Linked DNA regions of Homo sapiens: regions 1 and 2 are each linked to region 3. A link is a loop called in an ENCODE intact Hi-C map of the cell type or tissue named here. Cell type or tissue: ascending aorta. All regions are shown on one strand.

Region 1 (8,000 bases), 290 kb before region 3:
AAAGGAGCATCAGGTTAAGTCAAGGTGACAGATAAGGTTGAGAGTAACGACTAACTCCAAAGATGGCTTCCCTGAAGAAAAGACATTTGAAGATTTTTTTTTTCTTAATCTTGTCAGAAGATCCCAGAAAAGTTCTGATTTTCATTATCAATAAAGGTATACATGCAGAAATGAATACAACAGAATACTGCTCTTTTTTATTTGTACTTTTTGGCCTGGGATATCGGGTTTTAAATGGACATTGTCTACACCAGCTTCATTAAAATAAACAATATTTGTAAAAATTGTAAAAGAAAAAAAGTCAAATATTTCCTAGATACACAGTAGTGGAAAAATCAGGAATATCCAGCTTGATGGGTTTTCACAAAGGGACACCTCTGCACCCCCTTCTATCACTTCCCCAGCAGGGTAACTACTGCCCTAGTCTTAAGCAATAAACAAGTTTTATTGGCGTTTTTAAACCTATGATCAGTGGTAAGTGAGGGCATTTGCCCAGAATTTCTCAAAAAATTACCTCAGTTGAGGCCGGGTGTGGTGGCTCACGCCTGTGATCCCAGCACTTTGGGAGGCTGAGGCGGGTGGATCACGAGGTGAGGAGATCGAGACCATCCTGGTCAACATGGTGAAACCCCATCTCTTATAAAAATACAAAAATTAGCCGGGCATGGTGGTGTGTGCCTGTAATCCCAGTTACTTGGGAGGCTGAGACAGGAGAATCGCTTGAACTGAGGAGGCAGAGATTGCAATGAACTGAGATTGCACCACTGCACTCCAGCCTAGGTGACAGAGCGAGACCCTGTCTCAAAAAAAAAAAAAAAATTACCTCAGTTGGCTGGGCACTGTGGCTCATGCCAGTAATCCCAGCGCTGTGGGAGGAGCCTTTGAGGCCAGGAGTGTGAGACCAGCCTGGGCAACTTAATGAAACTGTCTCTACAAAAAAATTTTAAAAATTAGCCGGCCACCCTGGTCCATTCCTGTAGTTCCAGTTACTTGGGAGGCTAAAGTGGGAGAATTGGTTGAGCCCAGGAAGTTGAGGCTGCAATGAGCTAGGATTGCACCAATGCACTCTAACCTGGGCAAGAGTGAAACTCTCGCTCTTAAAAAAAAAAAAAAGTGGGAGAGTGGGAAATACCTTACCTGTTTTTTTGGGTTTTTTTTCCTTTTACATTGAATAAGAAGGTTTTGTTTTGTTGTTTGGCATGGAGGGGGTGCTTGTTTGTCCTTATCCTCCTTCCTGTGGTGAGGCACTGATGCAGAGTGTGTGTGGGGTCTCCCCTGGCCCCTTGGCTGGCAGAGAGCCTCACGTTCCACCTACTTTTTCTTGCCTCGCAGTCACAGGGGCATCAAACCACAGCAACAGGTATAACTGCAAACCTGCAAACCCTACTCCTCTCAGTAGCAAGTTCCCTCCTGCCCATCCCTTCCCTTTTGAGGTTCTTTTTTCTGGTCCAATCCCAACAGCTCTTCTTAAGGAAGCATCAGTTTATAGCTTTTGCAGTGTTCATTTAAATGTTTTAATGCAAACACAGCCAACCTCATTCTATTCTGAAAATTCATTTCTCCTTTCTCTCTGTCTCTCTCTCTCTCTCTCTCTTTTTCTCTCTCTCTTCCTCCCTCCCTCTCCCCGTTCCTGTGATTATTTTTTTTGGAAATAATTCCACACACTTTCTGCCTCCATAAACCTCTGACTCCAGCAGATGGAACAAGGCTGCTATTCCGAGTCAACGGAATCAACGGACCAGCTATAAGTGGGAGGCGAGTGGTACACACTGCAGTTTCACCCTAGTAGGTGACGTTGTGGCAACACCCACAGAACAAAAGATTCACCTTTTTCATCTATTTTTACATCTCAGGAAGCCCTAGTCCTGTCTTTTAATTACAGAACTGTTTTCCCCTCCTTGGCTCTGCACACGTTTTCTATATAATATTAAACAGTAACCTGTGAGTCTCCCACATCCTGGTATGCTCTGGATCACAGACCACATTTTTTAAACACACACACACACACACACACACACACACCACACACGACCAAAATCTGTACCAGCTGACAGCTGGCAAAGTAAAACCGCATTAAATTTGGCTCGCTTGCTTGCTTGCTTTTTCTTTCTTCTTTCTTTCTTTCTAACAGCTTGATTGAGACATGATTTACATATCATAATATTCATCCATTTTAAGTGTGCAATTCCATGTTTTTTAATTTTTTTACAGAGTTGTGTATTGGCTATTTCTTCTTGGAAATAGGGCCACTGGGGAAACTCTTGACCCCAAGGCCCCTCTCCCCACTTTGAACACGAACCAGTAAATAGCAGAGCAAATTCTGGTTCACCCCCAAAATAGTTTTTATTCATTTCATTGTGCCATTAACAGCTTACTTCCTGTGTTTTGATTCTGAGCTGTTCAGAAGCCACGTTCTTAGAAGCCACATTGCTTAGTTTTTACACCATCAAGAGATTTCTTTTGTGTTAGAGGTGTTTTTTGTTTGTTAGTGGTTTATTTAGAGTCTCCAGCTCCTTGTTTTATCTGCTGGGCTAATTAGATTTGAAATGAACCTTTGTAGCATGACAGACTGTACAGAAATATTTGGTATTCAGAGCTAAGCTTAAACATTCATAGCATTCTTACTTTTGAAACTAGCAGAAAGGAAGAGACTTAGAAATATAAGTAGGGCACAAAGGCCTAGAACCTTTTCCTAGAATTAAGCTCTTATTATATAATTTGGCTTTAACTCTGTGAGTCTCCATTTTCTCATCTGAAGAACAGGAATTAAAATAACCACTTCAGGAGATTAGCCTGAGGATCCCATTCATGTGAAAGCACCTAGAACAAAATCAATTTTTAAAAAAACCATCAATATTCATTGAGTATGAATCTTGAAGAACTTAACTAGTGGTATAAGAATTCTGTTTGTCAGGGTGCATTAATAAAAGCATAGTGCCTTCTGTTAAACGAGGATGTACTAGTTTAGTTATTCACTCAATGAATAGGTCATTACCTGCTGCGTGCCAGGCACTAGGGAGGGAACAGGGGACAGGCAGACAGGTGGAGGTGATATTCACAATATGGTTGTGCAAATAAATATCTAAGTATAAATTGTGCAAGGGTTGTTACAGAAACTTCTGGGAAGTGCACGTGCATGTGTGTGTATCTTTAAAGCAATTTAAGAGAATGTGTATTTTGTTGATAAAGTTATGCCTATAGGCATAGAAAATTTTTTCTGGAACAATCCATGAGAAATTAGTTACAGGAGTTTTATTTTTATGAAAGGAACAAGAAAGTACACAGGGGAACATCTGCCACTTTTTATTCTGTACCTTTCCATAAAATTTTAAGTTTCTAACTCTAAACTTTTTTTTTTTTTTTGAGACAGAGTCTCGCTCAATCACCCAGGCTGGAGTGCGGTGACCCAGTCTTGGCTCACTGCAACCTCCGCCTCCCAGGTTCAATCAATTCTCCTGCCTCAGCCTCCGGAATAGCTGGGATTACAGGCATGTGCCACCACGTCTGGCAAATTTTTGTATTTTTAGTAGAGACGGAGTTTCACCATGTTGGCCAGGCTGGTGATCTGCCTGCCTCAGCCTCCCAAAGTGCTGGGATTACAGGCATGAGCAGCCGCAGCCTAAACTCGTGTTTTTATTTGTTTGTTTGCTTGTTTAAGTGTCACTAGGGCTTCTCTGATCAGTAGGCTGAAAGGCCATTTTTTATATTTCTTCTTAAACTTTTCTCTACTGAAAACAAGACCTGTTATTTAAGATGGATAAATGATTAACTCTTGGAAATATAATTTGTCGTGTTAAGCCATTTAAACATTAAACATAATATTATTATACTTAAAAAGACAAAGGTCATTTACCAGAGTGTAAGAATTCATCAACCTACACCAAACTGTTACTAGCCTGCTCTTGCCTACAAAGTTTGCCCAGGCAATAATACTTTTATTCAATAGATATTTACTCAGTGCCTGCAGTATAACAGGCATCCTTCTGGGTATTGGTAGACAAAACAAAGCCCTCAGCGAGTCACAGCCTGGATTCTAGTTGGATAAGCTAGACAATAAATAAGTCAAACAAATATATAATAAGTGCTATGAAGAGTGACCAGGGGAGATGGAGGGTGCTTTTTGTTTATGATACAGAATACATTTAGGAGTTGCATTCACTACAAATAGAGCAGTCAGGAGACCTGTCCGAAGAGATAACATCTCAGCAGAGGCTTGCATGAAGGAAGGAAGGTGTGAGCCCTGCAAAGGAAAGACGGTTCCTGGCCAGAAGGACCTGAAAAGACCCTGAAACAGGAGAGCTCAAAACCAGTCAAGCAGAGTGCTGAGCTCAGGACTGTTTGTGATGCTATTCTGTCCACCTGTGCTATTGCTCAGGACAGCTCATAATTCAAAACTTATTTTTTAAAAAGTAAACATGAAACACTCATTACTAGTATTACCTTTATGATTATAGGACTTGGAATACTTGGTTCTGGGCATGGCTTCTCTTTTTTAGATATATAACAAAATAGTTGATGTAAACTACACCTACTAAAGGAGCAAAGATGTATCTTATATGCCAAAAAGAATTTAACTTTTTATAGCCATATTTATTTACAGTCACTACAATAATTTTTAATCTATTATCCTTACAAAACCTCATAAAATATACTTTTTAAACGATTGCTGTACATGCCTGTTTTCATTCATTGCAAATTAAGTAAATGTTACTTCAAGATCATAAGGAAAAATACTCAGAGACAAACAAAAAAGGACAGTGAGACACGTTGTTTTCAGCCTACTCTAAGGTGCCCACCAGTAGGAGGAGCACTATGGTAGGTGAGTAAAACCACACACTGTTTAAACAGCAAACACAAAAGCCCAGCCTTGGTTCAGTTCGCTCAACTTCCAACTGTGTGGCTTGGAACGCACCTTCCCACAGAGGCCCTCACCTGAAAATGAAGGGCTGGCTATTCTGTGATCTCTGGGTCCCTTGATGCATTATTTCCCTTTCCTTTTGTCTATTTTAAGTTCTACTCTATGAATTCTGACTAAAAGTACGATTTTGTAACCAGTTGTTTTCATTATAACTGGCTGAGCATTTAACTAACCTCTTCTTTTCTCAAGCAGGAGTCTGTGGGCAGATGGTTCTCAAGTAGTATTTCCCAACCAGAAGCCAACCCCCCACCTCCCCTTCTTGGAAACATTGGCAACGTTGACACTTTACTTTTTTTTTTTTTTTTTTTTTTTGAGACAAGTTCTCACTCAGTTGCCCAGGCTGAAGTGCAGTCGTGGCTCACTGCAGCCTCGACCTCCCCAGGTTCAGCTGATCCTCCCGCCTCAGACTCCTGAGTAACTGAGACCACAGGCACATACCACCACCCCCAGCTAATTTTTTTGTAGAGACGGAGTTTTGCCATATTGCTTAGGCTGCATACTTATATATAATATGTATACTATATTATATATAAAATTATATAGTGTATATCCTACATGTTATATATTATATATATTATATATCATATAATATATGATACATATATAGTATGTACTATATATCATATAATATATGATGCATATCATATAGTATATAGTATATAATATAAAATATAGTATATATCATACTATAATACTATATATTATAATATATATTATAATATAGTATGATATATATGATCTATACCATATATGCTATATTCTAGATATTTATATTTATGTATAATTATATTTGTATATAAATTTATACATTATATATAACATTTATTTTAGTTTTATATATAAAATATATATTATATATAAAATATATTATATATAATATATTATATAAAATATATAATATATAATATATTATATAAAATATATTATATATAATACATTATATATTGTATGTATTATATATACAATATATTATATGTTGTATGTATTATATATATTATGTTTTATATAATATATATTATATGCATTATATAATATATATTATATGCGTTATATATGATATATAATATATATAATATATTATTATATATATTATATATTATGATTATATATATTACATAATATATATTCTATAATATATATTATATATAAATAATAAATTATATATAATATATCATATGTAGTATATTGTATATAAAATATATAATATATTGTATATAAAATATATAATATATTGTATATAAAATATATAATATATTGTATATAAAATATATAATATATTGTATATAAAATATATAATATATTGTATATAAAATATATAATATATTGTATATAAAATATATAATATATTGTATATAAAATATATAATATATTGTATATAAAATATATAATATATTGTATATAAAATATATAATATATTGTATATAAAATATATAATATATTGTATATAAAATATATATGTGTATATATGTATTTTAGAGGCAATGTCTTCCTACATTACCCAGGCTTGACTAGAACTCCTGGGCTTAAAGGAACCTCCTGCCTCAGCCATCTGAGTAGCTGGGGCTACAGGTGAACCCACTGTGCCCAGCTCTCAATTTTCACATTTTTTATTTTCATGACTGTAGAGGGAACAGCTACTGTCACCAGATACTGGTGAGCACCCTACACTGCCCGGGACAGCCACCAACAATAAAGAATGTTCTAGTCGTAAATATTAGCGCCAAGGATGGGAATCTTGGATATAGAGAAATTGGGAAAAATGATGAGGGGGAAAGTGGGGGACCTTATTTACTGATGATGTCCATGGGGTATTTCCTAAGTAAGAAACAGCAGACAACTTTTGCCTCGTTTGATGGTGGTTCTCTTCTATTGACTGCTGTTTATTTTTTTCCGAAGACTTGGGTGTGTGACATAAGTAATCCCATGGTAGCCCAGGGCACAATGGGAGAAATGAAAAATGGAAGGCAGGTTCAAACATGCAGTGTGACTGCAAGAGTAACCTTCCTGTTCTAAGACTTGAAAAAGTTTTCAGATCCTTGGTGTATTTTATCAGCAGAACGTTCATCTGCATATGGCATTCAGAAGCAAACTAAACTTTTCTTTCCCCCCTGAGTCTTTTGTTTCCAAATCAATGGGAAACAAAGGATACCCCTGCTCCATTCAGGCAGTTTCAATGATTCTCAAATCAACGTGGGAGCAGTCGTTGGGCCATTTAAAATATACAGTGATAAAAAAAAAAGCATACTTATTAACCTTGTAAACATTCTATAAAAGTACAAGGGGAACCTTTATAAAGAATAGCCAAGTGTCCTTTTTATAGAATAGCCTTTTGTACTTTGAAATGTTCATGTCTATAAAATAGAACTGGACAGACGAGCCTAATGCAATTTCCATGTCTTCTAGTAATTGTTCCGTTAAAACATTATTTTTCAGCGTCTTAACACCCGGAAGATTAAGTTACCTCAACCCAAGATCAGTTCCACTTTAAAAAAGCACTTTCGACCCATATTTAACCAACCGTCAGAGAGGATTCAAAAGAGGGCTAATTGAGCACTGAGTGTTTGAAGCATTCAAATCAAGGCCCAGGTTTCTTCTTGAAAACAGCAACAGCTCAGCCTGGCAGGAAGCAGGGATTAGACAAGAGAATCGATTGAAACTTGCCTTCCAAACTGGAAGAAAAACTTTCAATAAGAAAGCGTGAAGTTTGAAATCACTGCATGTTATATTATTCATCTTTCAAACTGCCTCCAGCCTTATTGGATGGCATTTTCTCCTCTTACCCAGCTCTGAGCTGCCACTGTAATTCACCAAGAAACCCACTTTAGCAAGAATGACCCACCCTTCAGAGGGAAGTAGCCACCCTTAGCCTGGTTCTCTTTACCACTCTGTTCTGTCCCCACTCTATCTGCACTCTATCTCTTCATTCTATCTACATGTTTTGCAATTCCCTCTGGTATTCCAAGGCCAGTGAAATCACAGCCTCCAGTAAGGGTGCTAAACCCGAATATATTCACTGCTAAGCTGTATTTTTAACCCTTTTCACCCACCAATTTCAATGTTCTCTTTAATAGGTTAGCTATGG
Region 2 (8,000 bases), 190 kb before region 3:
CTGCTTCCCAGGCTCAAGAGATCCTCCCACCTCAGGCTCCCAAGTAGATGGGACCACAGGTGTGCACCAGCACACCTGGCTAACTTTTTGTATTAAAAAAAATACAAAAACTAGAGACGGGGTATTTCCATGTTGCCCAGGCTGGTCTTGAACTCCTGGGCTCAAGCAATCTGGCCACCTCAGCCTCCCAGAGTGTGGAAATTACAGGCATGAGCCACCGTGGCGGCCTCTGAATTTGTTTTAAGCCACTAAGTTTGTGGCAATCTCTTACAGTAGCAATAGGAAACTAATAGAGTAGCTTATTTCATCCTCAACCATTCTATGAGGTATGCCGTATTCTCCCCATCTTGCACAAGAAAAAGGCTCAGTAAAAGTTAAGACCACTGTCCAAGGTCCCAGCTAGAAAGTGGTGGTGGTGCTTAAAATTAATCCCAAGTTTTTCTGAAGTTCAAGCCCAAGCTTTCATTATGCCTCCCAGTTATCTAGGGTTATTTCACTTCCACCTGTGTGCTCCCAGGAAATAGCCTTACTTCTCTTTTGTTTTTTGTTTTTTTTTCTGAGACAGAGTCTCGCTCTGTCACCCAGGCTGGAGTGCAGTGGTGGCTCCATCTCGGCTCATTGCAACCTCTGCCTCCCGGGTTCAAGCAATTCTCCTGCCTCAGCCTGCCACCACTTCTGGCTAATTTTTGTATTTTTAGTAGAGACAGGGTTTCACTATATAGGCCAGGCTGATCTCGAACTCCTGACCTTGTGATTTGCCTGCCTCGGCCTCCCAAAGTGCTGGGATTACAGGCGTGAGCCACCTCGCCCGGCCATAGCCTTAACTTCTTGAAGTAACTCTCTCAAGCGGCTGAACAGATTCACCGTGTCTTCCATCTACTGAGCTACTCTCTACTGTGCTCTGATATAGCTACGACACTTTTGGTTGTACATGAAGAAACCTAGTTGAACTAGCAGAAGTAAAAAGGGAGAATTTATAACAAGAACAAAAAGATATCTCATGAAGCCCAAGTCCAGGAAGGTGATTAGGCCTTAGGAAGGACTGAAACCAGGAGATGGGAAGCTAAAAAGAACCTGACCAGGCTGGGCATGGTGGCTGAATGCCTGTAATCCCAGTGTTTTGGGAGGCTGAGGCAGGAGGCCAGGGATTCAAGATCAGCGTTAGCAACATAGAAAGTTCCTATATCTACAACAAAATAAGTAAATGAACAAAATAAAATAATCCAACCAGCAAGACCTTCTGTTTTTCTTCTTTTTTTTTTTTTCCTTTGAGATGGAGTCTTGCTCTGTCACCCAGGCTGGAGTGCAATGTGCAATCTCAGCTCACTGCAACCTCCGCCTCCCGGATTCAAGCGATTCTCCTGCCTCAGCCTCCCAAGTAGCTGGAATTACAGGCATGCGCCACCACATCCGGCTAATTTTTGTATTTTTAATAGAGACGGTGTTTCAACCTGTTGGCCAGGCTGGTCTCAAACTCCTGACCTCAGGTGATCTGCCCGCCTCAACCTCCCAAAGTGCTGGGATTACAGGTGTGAGCCACCATGCCCGGCCTGGCCTTCTGCTTTTCCATTCCTGCTTCTCTGCATCTTGGCCTCATTCTTTTCACTGTAGATTGACTTTCTCTGTCGGTGCATTGTCATGGTGGAAAATGTCTACCTTTGTGCTCAGATTTATACCTTACAGATCCAACTATTCAAAGAGGCCGACTGACAGTCCTCAAGGCAACTTCCATGTTCCCTGGGGTAGAGAACTCGATTGTTTTGGTTTCCAGCAGGCATTCATCTCTTGTTGGATCAGCTATCAACAGGGTTATGAAGAACAAATATGGCTTCCAGGGACTCCCCTTAGCTGAGACAGTGGACTCAGGGCAGGGATACAAGAAACACTGAGCCGAGCTGATATCGCAAAAGATAAGTACCTCACATTTATTTTCTCCAAGTTTTGCCAAAAAGCAATAGAGATAATAAGGCACCTTCTTCCACACGGAAGACCTTCAGTGGTTTCCCAAAGCTTTCTTCCCTTGTGGTCATCTCTTTTCCTGGGAAACTCCCTAAATCCTTCAGCCATTCCTCATTATGACATAGTTCCCAGATCACTCATCAACTCGCCTCTTCCCCTACCGCCCCCTCAACCTATGAAACTTTGGCAGGATCCTCATTAAAAATTGTACTTTGTTTCCATAACGAACCTCCATTCTGCAAACATGGGTTGCCTAGCTCATTCAAATTGTTTTCTTTCTTTATTGTCCTTGGAGCCCACAAGGCATATCCTGACTCCATTAATGCAGCCTAAGATTCTTTGCTTGTCGGCAGCTGTATGCATCTGGCTCAAATTGAACTTGTGGCCAACGAGAAGCCCCAGAACTACTTCCCAGGAACTGCTGTCTGGCCAAGTCTCCCCATTCCCAGAAGTGAATAATTGATGCCAGAATCCACATCAATCCCTGGTAAATGCTCTCTTATTTCTTCCAATCCTTCATTTGAAGCTATGGAGACCATTGTGAATCTTGATCCTGTAATACCAATATTTTGTCTCCTAGAAATTGCATCTGAAAACCTTAATTCTTTAGTCCTGAATCAAAATGATATCCAGGATAGATCAAAGACAGGGTCCCAGGGCACACCCCTGGAGACCTTCTAGGTTTCCATGACTCTATTAATCAACATCAAATAACTGAAAATGTACTGCCAGTATTTTATGAACCTTTCATTCCTGGAACAGGAAAGGTGGCTGCCCAAATTCCTCAAATATTTTAGATGTTTAATTTTTATAAGGACAGAGAACATCTAGTATGATTATAATCTAGGGCATTAAGACTATGGGAAGCCTCTGAAAATCTTCTTTAATTTGGATGAATCATAATAACTGTCACTGAGTAAGCACTTACTAGGATTACTGAATTTACTTCTCACATCAACCCAGAGGAATTCATATTTCCATTTTATAAGTGTGTAACCAAGGTTACACAGAAGTCAGTTGGTGGAGCTGGAATTTGAACACAGGCTGTTGATTCATAGCCTAAATGTTTAAGCCTTACACCACGGGTGGATTTTTTTTTTTTTCTGTAAAGGATCAGACAGTAAATATTTTAGTCATTGGAGCCCATCCAGTCTCTGCCATTGTAGAGTAAAAGCAATCAGAGACAATATATAAATGAGTGTAGCTGTGTTCAAATTAAAAATCTTATTTATAAAAACAGGCAGTGTGACAGGTTTGGCCCCCAGACTGGAGTTTGCTAGGCCATCTTAGAATGTTCTTGCTTCCCCATCTGCATAGCAAAATCCTACTCAAATATGCAGCTCAAACATGATCTTTAAGTTACAAAACTAGGCAGCAACCTGGATTGACCTGTGGGCTGACCTCTGCCCTACACCAGCATGCCTCCCGACTTTGGATCTCACTGAAGAACTGTGAGGCTAAATGGAAATCCGAATCAGAGCCAGCAAGACTGACACCTTTCCCTTTTTTTTTTTTTTTTTTTGAGACGGAGTCTCCCACTATTGCCAGGCTGGAGTACAATGGTGTGATCTCGGCTCACTGCAACCTCTACCTCCCAGGTTCAAGCAATTCTCCTGCCTCAGCCTCCTGAGTAGCTGAGACAACAGGTGCACGCCACCAGGTCCAGTTAGTTTTTGTATTTTTAGTAGAGATGGGGTTTCACCATGTTGGCCAGGATGGTCGCGATCTCTTGACCTCATGATCCGCTCGCCTTGGCCTCCCAAAGTGCTGGGATTATAGGCATGAGCCACTGCACCTGGCCAACACCTTTTAAAATACATAAAGATTCACTCATTCTCTTTTTTTTTTCGTTTTTTTGTTTGTTTGTTTGTTTGGTTGTTTTTTCAGACAGAGTCTCACTCTGTCACCCAGTCTGAAGGGCAGTGGTACAATCTCAGCTCACTGCAGCCTCCGCCTCCCAAGTTCAAGTGATTCTCATGCCTCAGCCTCCCGGGTAGCTGGGATTACAGGCGTGTGACACCATGCCTGGCTAATTTTTGTAGTTTGGGTAGAGAAGGGGTTTTACCATGTTAGCCAGGCTGGTCTCAAACTCCTGATCTCGCACCCGCCGTGGCCTCCCAGAGTGCTGGGATAACAGGCGTGAGCCACCGCGCCCAGCCCAATCATTTTCTATTTAATACTTCCCTGAACAGTAGTGATTCCCTGTGAGGCTGTTTTGCTACCTTTTCCAAAAACTCCCCAAAATAAATTAATAAATTTATAACAATCCAACACATGCACACGCACACACACACCTGTGCTCTGAGTCCTGGCATATGTTTTCAGGCACCAAGAGCTTCCTAGCAGCCATGCATTTGTGTCCTGTAGCAGAAGTTTGTTCCCAAAGTGCTGGAAGTATCAGTTTGTGATTTGCCAGGATGAAAAAGGCAGTACGGAGGTGTCTTACTGGATGTTAGGATGCAAGCATTCAAGGATATGGTCCAGGAATCAGAGAGTAAAGATTAATTCAGGCTTAATGGAGGAGGTTGTAACCAATCCTGCAACCAGAAAAGAAGTCACACACAATTGTGAAGAGTAAGTGAAAGATACCAGGACCAGGCTGAGCGCTGAGGCTCACGCCTGTCATCCCAGGACTTTGGGAGGCTGAGGCGGGCAGATCACCTGAGGTCAGGAGTTAGAGACCAGCCTGGCCAACATGGCAAAACCCCGTCTCTACTAAAAATACAAAAAAATTAGCCGGGCGTGGTGGCAGTCGCCTGCAGTCCCAGCTACTCGGGAGGCTAAGGCAGGAGAATCACTTGAAGCCTGGAGGCGGAGGCTGCAGTGTGCTGAGATCACGCCATTGCACACTCCAGCCTGGGCAACAGAGCAGGACTCCGTATCAAAAAAAAAAAAAAAAAAAGATATGAGGACCAAAGCCCCATTATGAACTCGAGCAACTTGAAAAGAACAAAACAGGCATTTAATGCTGGTCCAGAGAAGACTACTGTTTCTAGAGACACTAATTTTCTTGTTAATGGGAAATGCAAACATTTGCAATTCACTGTGCACTTTGCAGGAAGACTATAATAGGCCAGCTTGTATGAATTTAACCTATATGTTTCAGTGTCAACAGTTTCCAGGCAAGCTGTGCGGGGATGGTTTAAAATTTTAAAATAGAGAAAATATAAACAGTAACAATTGAATGTTTTTAAAGACACAAGAAGGAAGCATAGGTCATAATAACAGAAGCCCTGGGCATCTTTTAGCATGATTTTTTGTATTTTTAATGCTAAAAAAGATTTATTTGTTGCCGAATAGCTTTAACAGAAGTGCTATGGCAGAGTGGTTAAGAAAACAGGAGCTAAAATTAGACAGATATTGCCGAGCACAGTAGCTCACACCTGTAATTCCAGCACTTTGGGAGGCTGAGGCGGGTGGATCACCTGAGGTCAGGAGTTCGAGACCAGCCTGGCCAACATGGTGAAATCCTGTCTCTATTAAAAATTCCAAAAATTACCCAGACGTGGTGGTGCGTGCCTGTAATCCCAGTTACTCAGGAGGCTGAGGCAGAAGAATCACTTCAACCCAGGAGGCAGAGGTTGCAGTGAGCCGAGATTGTGCCACTGCACTCCAGCCTGGGCAACAGAGCGAGACTCCGTCTCTTAAAAAAAAAAGACCTTAAATTCTAGATCAGTGCAATTTTGCCCCCTTGCCCCAGAAGACATTTGGTAATATCTGGAGACATTTTTTATTGTCCAGCTGGCGGGGGGCAAGGAGAAGCTGCTGGTGGCATCCAGTGAGTGAAGGCCGGGGACACACTACATACAGACCCTGTCAGGCACAGAACGGCCCCTGGAACAAAAAGTTACCTGGTCCCAACTGTCAATAGTGTTGAGAGTGACAGCTCCTATTCTACCCTGTTCTAGAAGGGGAGGGGAAAAACAATGCTAGAATTAAATAGAAAAGACAATTCCAGATACTGCTCAGTGCTGCGAAGCCACTGAAGCAGGGCAGGGGACATCAGGGAAGGCTCCTGGAGGAAGTGACATTTTTGCTGAACAGGAACAGTTAGAAAAGAGCCAGGCAGGCCAGGCGCGGTGGCTCATACCTGTAATCCCAACACTTTGGGAGGTCGAGGCAGGTAGATCACGAGGTCAGGAGATTAACACCATCCTGGCCAACATGGTGAAACCCCATCTCTACTAAAAATACAAAAATTAGATGGGTGTGGTGGTGCGAACCTGTAGTCCCAGCTACTCGGGAGGTTGAGGCATGAGAATCACTTGAACCCAGGAGACAGAGGTTGCAGTGAGCTGAGATCCCGCCACTGCACTCCAGCCTGGCAACAGAGCAAGATTCTGTCTCAAAAAAAAAAAAAAAAAAAAAAAAAAAAGAGCCAGGCAAAGCTCTGGGGGCAGAACTGTAGAGGCCCAGGGAAAAGCAAGGGCAAAAAACCCTGAGGCCAGACCAAGTTGCAGTGAACAGAGGCAGATGCACGTGCGCTACCATGCCCAGCTAATTTTTGTATTTTTAGTAGAGATGGGGTTTTACCATGTTAAGAAAATAAAATATCCAGTTCTCCCCAGTCATTCCCAGGGTGATTAAGGTGGGGAAGGGTCAGAGTGAGCTGGCAATTTTGATGTTTGAAAGTTCTGGCTGGGCACAGTGGCTCAAACCTGTAAACCCAGCACTTTGGGAGGCCAAGGCGGGCAGACCACTTGAGCCGAAGAGTTTGAGACCAGCCTGACCAACATGGTGAAACCTCATCTCTATTTTAAAAAATACAGCCGGACACGATGGCTCACACCTGTAATCCCATCACTTTGAGAGGCCCAGGCGGGTGGATCACTTGAGGTCAGGAGTTTGAGACCAGACTGGCCAACATGGTGAAACCTTGTCTCTATTAAAAACAGAAAAATTAGCCGGGCATGGTGGTGCACGCCTGTAATCCCGGCTACTTGGGAGGCTGAGGCAGGAGAATTGCTTGAACCTGGGGGATGGAAGTTGCAGCAAGCCGAGATTGCACCACTGCACTTCAGCCTGAGCAACAGAGAAAGACTCTGTCTCAAAAGAATATGTGTGTGTGTGTGTGTATATATATATATATGTGTGTGTGTATATATGTGTGTGTGTATATATATATGTGTGTATATATATGTGTGTGTGTATATATATGTATATATGTGTGTGTGTGTGTGTGTGTGTGTGTGTGTGTGTGTGTATCTCTCTAGAATCCTGGTTTGGTGGCACACATCTGTAGTCCCAACTACTCAGGAGGTTGAGGTGGGAGGATGGCTTGAGACTGGGAGGTTGAGGCTGCAGTGAGCCGAGACTGCAGCACTGCACTCTAGCGTGGGCAGCAGAGTGAGACCCTGTCTCAAAAGAAAGTTCTGGATGAAGAAAACCAAGATTTAACAAGGGCAAAAGAGCAATAAAAATGATTCCAATTTTTGGAAGCTTACAAGAACCATCGTTGTACCAAAATTATCCTATATGAGATATTAGAAAACCAAAAAACTAGTTCAAATAAGAAAAAAATTCTGTAAAATATAGAAATCTACTTAGGAGTCTGATGCGGGCATATGCAGTTGATTGTCAGCCCTGTCTACCACGGAGGAGCCACATTAAACAAGGCATTAACTGTAGTCCACGTCAAGCTACTTCCAAGTGGCTGTTTAAAGATTTTTAAACATAGGGGATATTGTTTATGAAATGTAATCTGATCACCCAAGCAAAAATGACACAAATTCCACAGCAACTGCAGAGATTAAAGAAGTGTTTTAAGGACAAACTCCACATGAATCCCTTATCTAGCACCCGTCTTGTAAATTTACTCACCAAATAAGAGCTTTCAGGAGAGACGCTAAGGGATAAAGACAATTCACTCTTCAGAGAAAGACTTTCAGTGGACTTTGAAATTCCACTTTCAAATTGAGGCATAAACACCACTAAACCTGTGGGATTAAAAGACATAGTAAGGCATTATTATGTTTTTTACAGAGCCTAAAAATAATATTAATGTAATAATAACAGCAGCTGTATAATGAAAAGAGGCTCCG
Region 3 (8,000 bases):
CTGGGATTTGAACAGTGGATTGAGGTTTCGAATATCCAGTGAACCAAAATATATCAGGGTTCCCCTGGCCAAGATGAGTGACCATTCTGAGGTGTTAAGTATTTCTTGAATGGGGATTTTAGGAAAAGTTTCTGTATTTCTGTGCTCATTTTGTTGACCTCTGTATGTGCAAAATCTCTAAGGGGGTGTTTGGGCACTTAGATTTCTTGGATGCAGATTTGTTTGTATATGAAACAAATTTTAAATTGTTTTGTATACACTGGATTTAAAATAGTTTACTAAAGTGTTTTAATTTTTTCATCTTAATTTTCACAGTTCTTATAGTCTTTAGATTTAGGGAGGCTGTTGATGGCATCCACATGTGCATTTTAGTGGCATTTAAAATGTATTCAGCTGAATTTAACAATTTCTGACCTAAAACTTGACATTTTAGATTTAAGTCGGTAAAGCACTGATTTAAACTGGATTTTAACTGGATGAAATTCTGATTTAATAAGTGTACTGACTGGATAAAATGCCAATGATTTAATTAACAAGCACGTTTAACAGGATGCCCTATATATTAGTTAAAAGTGAAGCAATTGAATTAGGTACCTTCTCTGCTGCGTGGAAAAGACCGTATGACTCACCCACACCAGCCTTCTCTTCGCTCTGAGTGTAGCTAACCGTTTCTGTTTTTTTTCCTCTAGGGTTTGGAAATCCCTTGTCTCCAGGTTGCTGGGATTGACTTCTTGCTCAATTGAAACACTCATTCAATGGAGACAAAGAGAACTAATGCTTTGTGCTGATTCATATTTGAATCGAGGCATTGGGAACCCTGTATGCCTTGTTTGTGGAAAGAACCAGTGACACCATCACTGAGCTTCCTAAAAGTTCGAAGAAGTTAGAGGACTATACACTTTCTTTTGAACTTTTATAATAAATATTTGCTCTGGTTTTTGGAACCCAGGGCTGTTAGAGGGGTGAGTGACAAGTCTTACAAGTGGCCTTATTCCAACTCCAGAAATTGCCCAACGGAACTTTGAGATTATATGCAATCGAAAGTGACAGGAAACATGCCAACTCAATCCCTCTTAATGTACATGGATGGGCCAGAAGTGATTGGCAGCTCTCTTGGCAGTCCGATGGAGATGGAGGATGCCTTGTCAATGAAAGGGACCGCTGTTGTTCCATTCCGAGCTACACAAGAAAAAAATGTCATCCAAATCGAGGGGTATATGCCCTTGGATTGCATGTTCTGCAGCCAGACCTTCACACATTCAGAAGACCTTAATAAACATGTCTTAATGCAACACCGGCCTACCCTCTGTGAACCAGCAGTTCTTCGGGTTGAAGCAGAGTATCTCAGTCCGCTTGATAAAAGTCAAGTGCGAACAGAACCTCCCAAGGAAAAGAATTGCAAGGAAAATGAATTTAGCTGTGAGGTATGTGGGCAGACATTTAGAGTCGCTTTTGATGTTGAGATCCACATGAGAACACACAAAGATTCTTTCACTTACGGGTGTAACATGTGCGGAAGAAGATTCAAGGAGCCTTGGTTTCTTAAAAATCACATGCGGACACATAATGGCAAATCGGGGGCCAGAAGCAAACTGCAGCAAGGCTTGGAGAGTAGTCCAGCAACGATCAACGAGGTCGTCCAGGTGCACGCGGCCGAGAGCATCTCCTCTCCTTACAAAATCTGCATGGTTTGTGGCTTCCTATTTCCAAATAAAGAAAGTCTAATTGAGCACCGCAAGGTGCACACCAAAAAAACTGCTTTCGGTACCAGCAGCGCGCAGACAGACTCTCCACAAGGAGGAATGCCGTCCTCGAGGGAGGACTTCCTGCAGTTGTTCAACTTGAGACCAAAATCTCACCCTGAAACGGGGAAGAAGCCTGTCAGATGCATCCCTCAGCTCGATCCGTTCACCACCTTCCAGGCTTGGCAGCTGGCTACCAAAGGAAAAGTTGCCATTTGCCAAGAAGTGAAGGAATCGGGGCAAGAAGGGAGCACCGACAACGACGATTCGAGTTCCGAGAAGGAGCTTGGAGAAACAAATAAGGGCAGTTGTGCAGGCCTCTCGCAAGAGAAAGAGAAGTGCAAACACTCCCACGGCGAAGCGCCCTCCGTGGACGCGGATCCCAAGTTACCCAGTAGCAAGGAGAAGCCCACTCACTGCTCCGAGTGCGGCAAAGCTTTCAGAACCTACCACCAGCTGGTCTTGCACTCCAGGGTCCACAAGAAGGACCGGAGGGCCGGCGCGGAGTCGCCCACCATGTCTGTGGACGGGAGGCAGCCGGGGACGTGTTCTCCTGACCTCGCCGCCCCTCTGGATGAAAATGGAGCCGTGGATCGAGGGGAAGGTGGTTCTGAAGACGGATCTGAGGATGGGCTTCCCGAAGGAATCCATCTGGGTAAGCTGCCCTGTCTCCGTCCCGTGCTGTTCCGCCTGTGTCTGTCTGTCTCCCCGTCTCCCCCTCTCTATTCCCATCTCCAGACAACGCTGGCCAGGAATGGGGTTTGGAGAGCCAGAGTCAAGTCCAGGCTCTTTTTGGTATCACTCTGTGTAAGTCATTTAACCTCTCAGGGCCTTAATTTTCTCATTTCTGTAATAACAGGGTTGAGTTAAGAGGTCTCCTTGTTCTGAAAATATATATATATTTTTTAAACGTGTATCGTTTTGCTCACAAAACACACTTTAAAAAAAAAATAACTTGTGCATCCAGCCCAAATGCACTGCTTCTTAACTGGGGCGATTTTGTTCCCAATCAGTATCTGGCAATGTCTGGAGGCATTTTGGTTGTCATACTGTGTGTGTGGGTGTGCCTGCTGGCATCCAGTGGGCAGAGGCCAGGGACACTGCTCAGCATGGTACAGTGCACAGGACAGCCCCATCATCAAAGAATTATCTGGTCCCAAATGTCAATAGTTTGAGCATTGAGAGACCCTAGCCTTCACTTAAGTTTTTCTGGCGTTCCTGATCTTTTTCTGTAGTGAATTTCTAGTGGCCATAAAAGGTACTGGGAGTGATGATCAACTAGAGCCAGGAATATTATTTGGGCAGCCGTTTGGTGCTGTCCAAAACCTTGTCCTTTCTGTCTGGCAAGCTAGTATCCATTTATAGGTACCTCAGGAACCCAAATGATTTGTCATAAAATACAAGGAATGTGAGCACACTGAAGACATTTTTAAGAAGGCTCATTTGCTCAGCAGAATTTTCAGTGTACTAGTGGCATTTATAGAAAGAGAAGGTGATCACTGAAGGCATGCTCACATAATATTCCTGAGCCCTGGTGGGCGTTATCTAGGGCAAAGGATTCCACCTGTGTTTGGAGTTGCGCCCATCCTCACTGTAGCCAGAGCTTCTCCTATCAGAGTTTAGTATTTTGTTTGAATAGAGGATCTTGCTGCTTAAAACAGTTGAAAAGACCCTGATGGGCAGGCCGTAATTGACAAGCGAATGATGGGAACATGAATCGGTCTTAGGGAAGCATCTGTCAAAGTGGTCCTCGGTTAAAACAAGTGCCTCCTCCTCTCAGTGTCACTTGATTGTGTGCTTGAATTCTTCGGAAAACTGGGTGTATGAGACCCACGATGAATTTGCCCACACGATTGATTGGACTCTTCCTTCACCTGCTCTTCAGCCAGTGCCAGTTCCTTTTCTGATCATGTGATTGACGTGAGAACTGTAGTCTGTATATCAAATCTTTAGAATGTTTTTGAGTTTCCTGGGACACAGGAAACCCAGCACTTAGCATACTACAAATCTAATGTCTTAATGGCATCATAAAAAGAGGCTTTAAACACAGACTCCAGTTAGCTAAGTGGTTTCTGCTAGTGCCGGTACTGTTGCAGGGGCCCTGTGAGATGCCCCAGTTCCCTGAAAGAAATGAAAAGGCCAGTTACCGGTAGGTGGTGTGGAAAACATGGGCTAGATCATCAGGCAGGACAGAATGCCTGGCTGTGGGTGGGAGCACCCCAGCTTGGCGTTGAGTTCTGGTTCTACCACTGCGTTGTTTTGTGACCAATTATGAGTTGCTTAACCTTTCTTTGCTACTATTTCCCTGTTTGCAAAATGGTTCATTGACCCCTGTCTTCCACCTCCCAAGGACAATTTCAACAGCCTATTTGTAAAAAGATCACAGTCCTTTAAAAAATATAACTGTAAAGTCAGAGGTGATGCTTGAAAGAGCAGGAACCAGGTAGATGTGGAAATGTCATGTCCTTTGTTCTAAAGAAAAGGCATTTCATAGCTTTTTGGATATGACGCAACATACCATAAATCCTGACACATAGTTGGGAGTCGGAAATTGCAACAACGCCCAGTTATAAACCCAGCTAGTTTGGGTATGATTGTAAGAAAAAAAAGCTGGCCATTCTGTATTTGGGGAATTGATTTTCCTAAACTTATATTATCTTAGTAGTCTAGATTTATCATATTGTACTATCATCCTGGCTTTTTTAAGACTTAAGAAGATCAAGTAAATTTTTTTTTCTTTCTTTAGACACTATATAGATCATCAAGGGTGTCTGTCTTACAGGTGGATAGTGATATGATCTACAGTGAGGGGACATTTATTTAAAACTTAAACATTCATGTGTTTTGGGGGTGGTATTTTAACGGCAGCACCTCTGATTGTCTTTTGGAGGGCTGGTGTGTGTTTGAAGTTCTGTCCTCCTTCCAGTGGACTCTAACTTCTCCTGATGCACGTGAGACACATTGTCCTATTGTCCTGCAGAAACTAAAGCCAAACACTGTCATTTGGGGACAGGTTTTCATTTGTCAGATCTCTTTCGCCCACATGAGTGTTTGTGGACAATACAGCCTGCTTTCCAAAACTTTGCTAAATTTTGACAGACTTTCCTAGGTGCTTGCCCAATGCCAGACTTTCTTTTCTGTTGAAGATTAAGTTGTGCTTGCTGCCCTCTAGTGGTCAGTTGTTTAATCCTAACCTTAAACGGCTTATTTTTCCCCTGGTGGTTGGGAAGTTGACGGTTTGTAATTGGCTCATTTTTCTAAATTATTCTGAAGAAGATAATTTTTCCCGCCAGTATGTATGTCCACCTTCAGTTTGCCAGATCCTGCCTGCTCAGAGACACTGAGAACCGGAAGCTGCCCGGGCAATTCAGTCTATGAAATGATCTTTCTTGTGATTAAGGCAAACGAAGAACTGAATGTTTAATAGTGTACTCTGCTGTACCCAGAAAAAAACAAAACAAAATCATGTTATAACACTCTAAAACTTCAAACAACCTCCAACAGCATTTGGTGTGTGTCTAGCCGTTTTGTTCTAACCCGATGTTATATAAAAGAATTTTTTCATGCTTTCCAAAAATGTTTATGTCAAGAATATTTAAGTCAGCATGCCTTATTCAGGTACTTCAGCTACCTTCTTATATAAATATTTTTGTTTTTCCTTTAAGATAAAAATGATGATGGAGGAAAAATAAAACATCTTACATCTTCAAGAGAGTGTAGTTATTGTGGAAAGTTTTTCCGTTCAAATTATTACCTCAATATTCATCTCAGAACGCATACAGGTAAAGAACTTTTATTTTTTTAACCATGCATTAGTTAAATTATGTAGTTATCTAATTTTTTTGTTGTTGTTGTTCAGATACTCTGCCAGATCCTTGGACTAGCTTAAGGATAAATATGTAGCATGTTGATTGCAGTGGTTATTTTTATTCTTTTAGTGCCATTGTAACTTGAGCCATTGTTCTTATTTGCAGTTCATTTCTTTTCTTTCTTTTTTGTTTTTTGAGACGGAGTCTTGCTCTGTCACCTCGGCTGGAGTGCAGTGGTGCAATTTCGGCTCACTGCAGCCTCCACCTCCCTGGTTCAAGCAATACTCCTGCCTCAGCCTCCCCAGTAGTTGGGATTACAGGTACCTGCCACCACACCCGGCTAATTTCTGTATTTTTAGTAGAGATGGGGTTTCACCATGCTGGCCAGGCTGGTTTCGAACTCCTGACCTCAAGTGATCCGCTCACCTTGGCCTCCCATAGTGTTGGCCTCCCATAGTGCTGGGATTACAGGCGTGAGCCACCGCGCCCGGACAAAGTTCATTTGTTTAGTTTATGACTGCTATGTCCTGACTCTTATCTTATTAAAAGCTACAGTATTTTAAAATGCTGCATCTTATGTCTTTATGATTGAGAATGAAATGAGAATCTATTTAGTAGTCTTGAGATTGTGAAAGGAGCTATGACATCATGATGTAGGAGGCTGCGTAGATTTGAAATTTCATCTCTTCCACTTACTATCTGTGCACCCTTGGGCAAGTTATTTAACCTTTTTGTGCTTTTAGTTTTCTTTGCTGTAAAAGTAGAATAATACATATTTCCCTAGGGCTGTTAGGAAGATTAAATAAGTTAGAAGTGTTGCTGTTAATTTTTCTATTGAAGATAGGCATTCATAATTTCAAATATTCATTACAGTAAGGATGATAAAGAACTGATGAGAAATCCTATGTGATAGTAGATCGAGAAAGCAAAAGGAGGAAAGAAGCCTGTTTTCTTAATAAATAGATATTTGATCTATTTCAGTGCTTTTCATACACTTCTATAATAAAGTGCCATTTCTTGCCTTAGGTGAAAAACCATACAAATGTGAATTTTGTGAATATGCTGCAGCCCAGAAGACATCTCTGAGGTATCACTTGGAGAGACATCACAAGGAAAAACAAACCGATGTTGCTGCTGAAGTCAAGAACGATGGTAAAAATCAGGACACTGAAGATGCACTATTAACCGCTGACAGTGCGCAAACCAAAAATTTGAAAAGATTTTTTGATGGTGCCAAAGATGTTACAGGCAGTCCACCTGCAAAGCAGCTTAAGGAGATGCCTTCTGTTTTTCAGAATGTTCTGGGCAGCGCTGTCCTCTCACCAGCACACAAAGATACTCAGGATTTCCATAAAAATGCAGCTGATGACAGTGCTGATAAAGTGAATAAAAACCCTACCCCTGCTTACCTGGACCTGTTAAAAAAGAGATCAGCAGTTGAAACTCAGGCAAATAACCTCATCTGTAGAACCAAGGCGGATGTTACTCCTCCTCCGGATGGCAGTACCACCCATAACCTTGAAGTTAGCCCCAAAGAGAAGCAAACGGAGACCGCAGCTGACTGCAGATACAGGCCAAGTGTGGATTGTCACGAAAAACCTTTAAATTTATCCGTGGGGGCTCTTCACAATTGCCCGGCAATTTCTTTGAGTAAAAGTTTGATTCCAAGTATCACCTGTCCATTTTGTACCTTCAAGACATTTTATCCAGAAGTTTTAATGATGCACCAGAGACTGGAGCATAAATACAATCCTGACGTTCATAAAAACTGTCGAAACAAGTCCTTGCTTAGAAGTCGACGTACCGGATGCCCGCCAGCGTTGCTGGGAAAAGATGTGCCTCCCCTCTCTAGTTTCTGTAAACCCAAGCCCAAGTCTGCTTTCCCGGCGCAGTCCAAATCCCTGCCATCTGCGAAGGGGAAGCAGAGCCCTCCTGGGCCAGGCAAGGCCCCTCTGACTTCAGGGATAGACTCTAGCACTTTAGCCCCAAGTAACCTGAAGTCCCACAGACCACAGCAGAATGTGGGGGTCCAAGGGGCCGCCACCAGGCAACAGCAATCTGAGATGTTTCCTAAAACCAGTGTTTCCCCTGCACCGGATAAGACAAAAAGACCCGAGACAAAATTGAAACCTCTTCCAGTAGCTCCTTCTCAGCCCACCCTCGGCAGCAGTAACATCAATGGTTCCATCGACTACCCCGCCAAGAACGACAGCCCGTGGGCACCTCCGGGAAGAGACTATTTCTGTAATCGGAGTGCCAGCAATACTGCAGCAGAATTTGGTGAGCCCCTTCCAAAAAGACTGAAGTCCAGCGTGGTTGCCCTTGACGTTGACCAGCCCGGGGCCAATTACAGAAGAGGCTATGACCTTCCCAAGTACCATATGGTCAGAGGCATCACATCACTGTTACCGCAGGACTGTGTGTATCCGTCGCAGGCGCTGCCTCCCAA

The links. Hi-C counts contacts between places; a loop is a spot of excess contacts. Peaks named below come from ENCODE experiments on the same cell type or tissue, not always from the same donor. Only the 100,000 strongest peaks of a DNase experiment are listed, where the experiment ranks them.
Region 1: it touches region 3 in a loop (9-fold over the local background); 61 of 110 quality-filtered maps call a loop at or near these places.
Region 2: it touches region 3 in a loop (3-fold over the local background); 10 of 110 quality-filtered maps call a loop at or near these places.

The regions. Positions count from the first base shown.
Region 1 is chr20:53,866,782-53,874,781 of GRCh38, reverse strand. It overlaps the pseudogene SUMO1P1. Among named protein-coding and RNA genes, the nearest start is that of BCAS1-AS1, 45 kb to the left of the region's middle. In ascending aorta, a CTCF peak has its summit at 4,793 (motif pointing right); a DNase peak (open chromatin) is centred at 4,831; H3K4me3 peaks cover 1,013 bases; H3K27ac peaks cover 836 bases.
Region 2 is chr20:53,768,911-53,776,910 of GRCh38, reverse strand. No RefSeq gene overlaps it. Among named protein-coding and RNA genes, the nearest start is that of BCAS1-AS1, 140 kb to the left of the region's middle. RefSeq lists an enhancer at 1,624-2,823. In ascending aorta, no CTCF peak of the experiment used is centred here; no DNase peak of the experiment used is centred here; H3K27ac peaks cover 2,625 bases.
Region 3 is chr20:53,575,858-53,583,857 of GRCh38, reverse strand. ZNF217 (zinc finger protein 217) reads left to right here. Exons shown (of 6, transcript NM_006526.3): 2 at 690-2,397; 3 at 5,408-5,524; 4 at 6,578-8,000. The coding sequence starts at 1,032. Among named protein-coding and RNA genes, the nearest start is that of ZNF217, 14 kb to the left of the region's middle. RefSeq lists enhancers at 1,600-1,669, 1,700-1,829, 1,227-2,018. In ascending aorta, CTCF peaks have their summits at 2,989 and 4,934 (motif pointing left); DNase peaks (open chromatin) are centred at 707, 2,277 and 4,907; H3K4me3 peaks cover 1,339 bases; H3K27ac peaks cover 4,224 bases.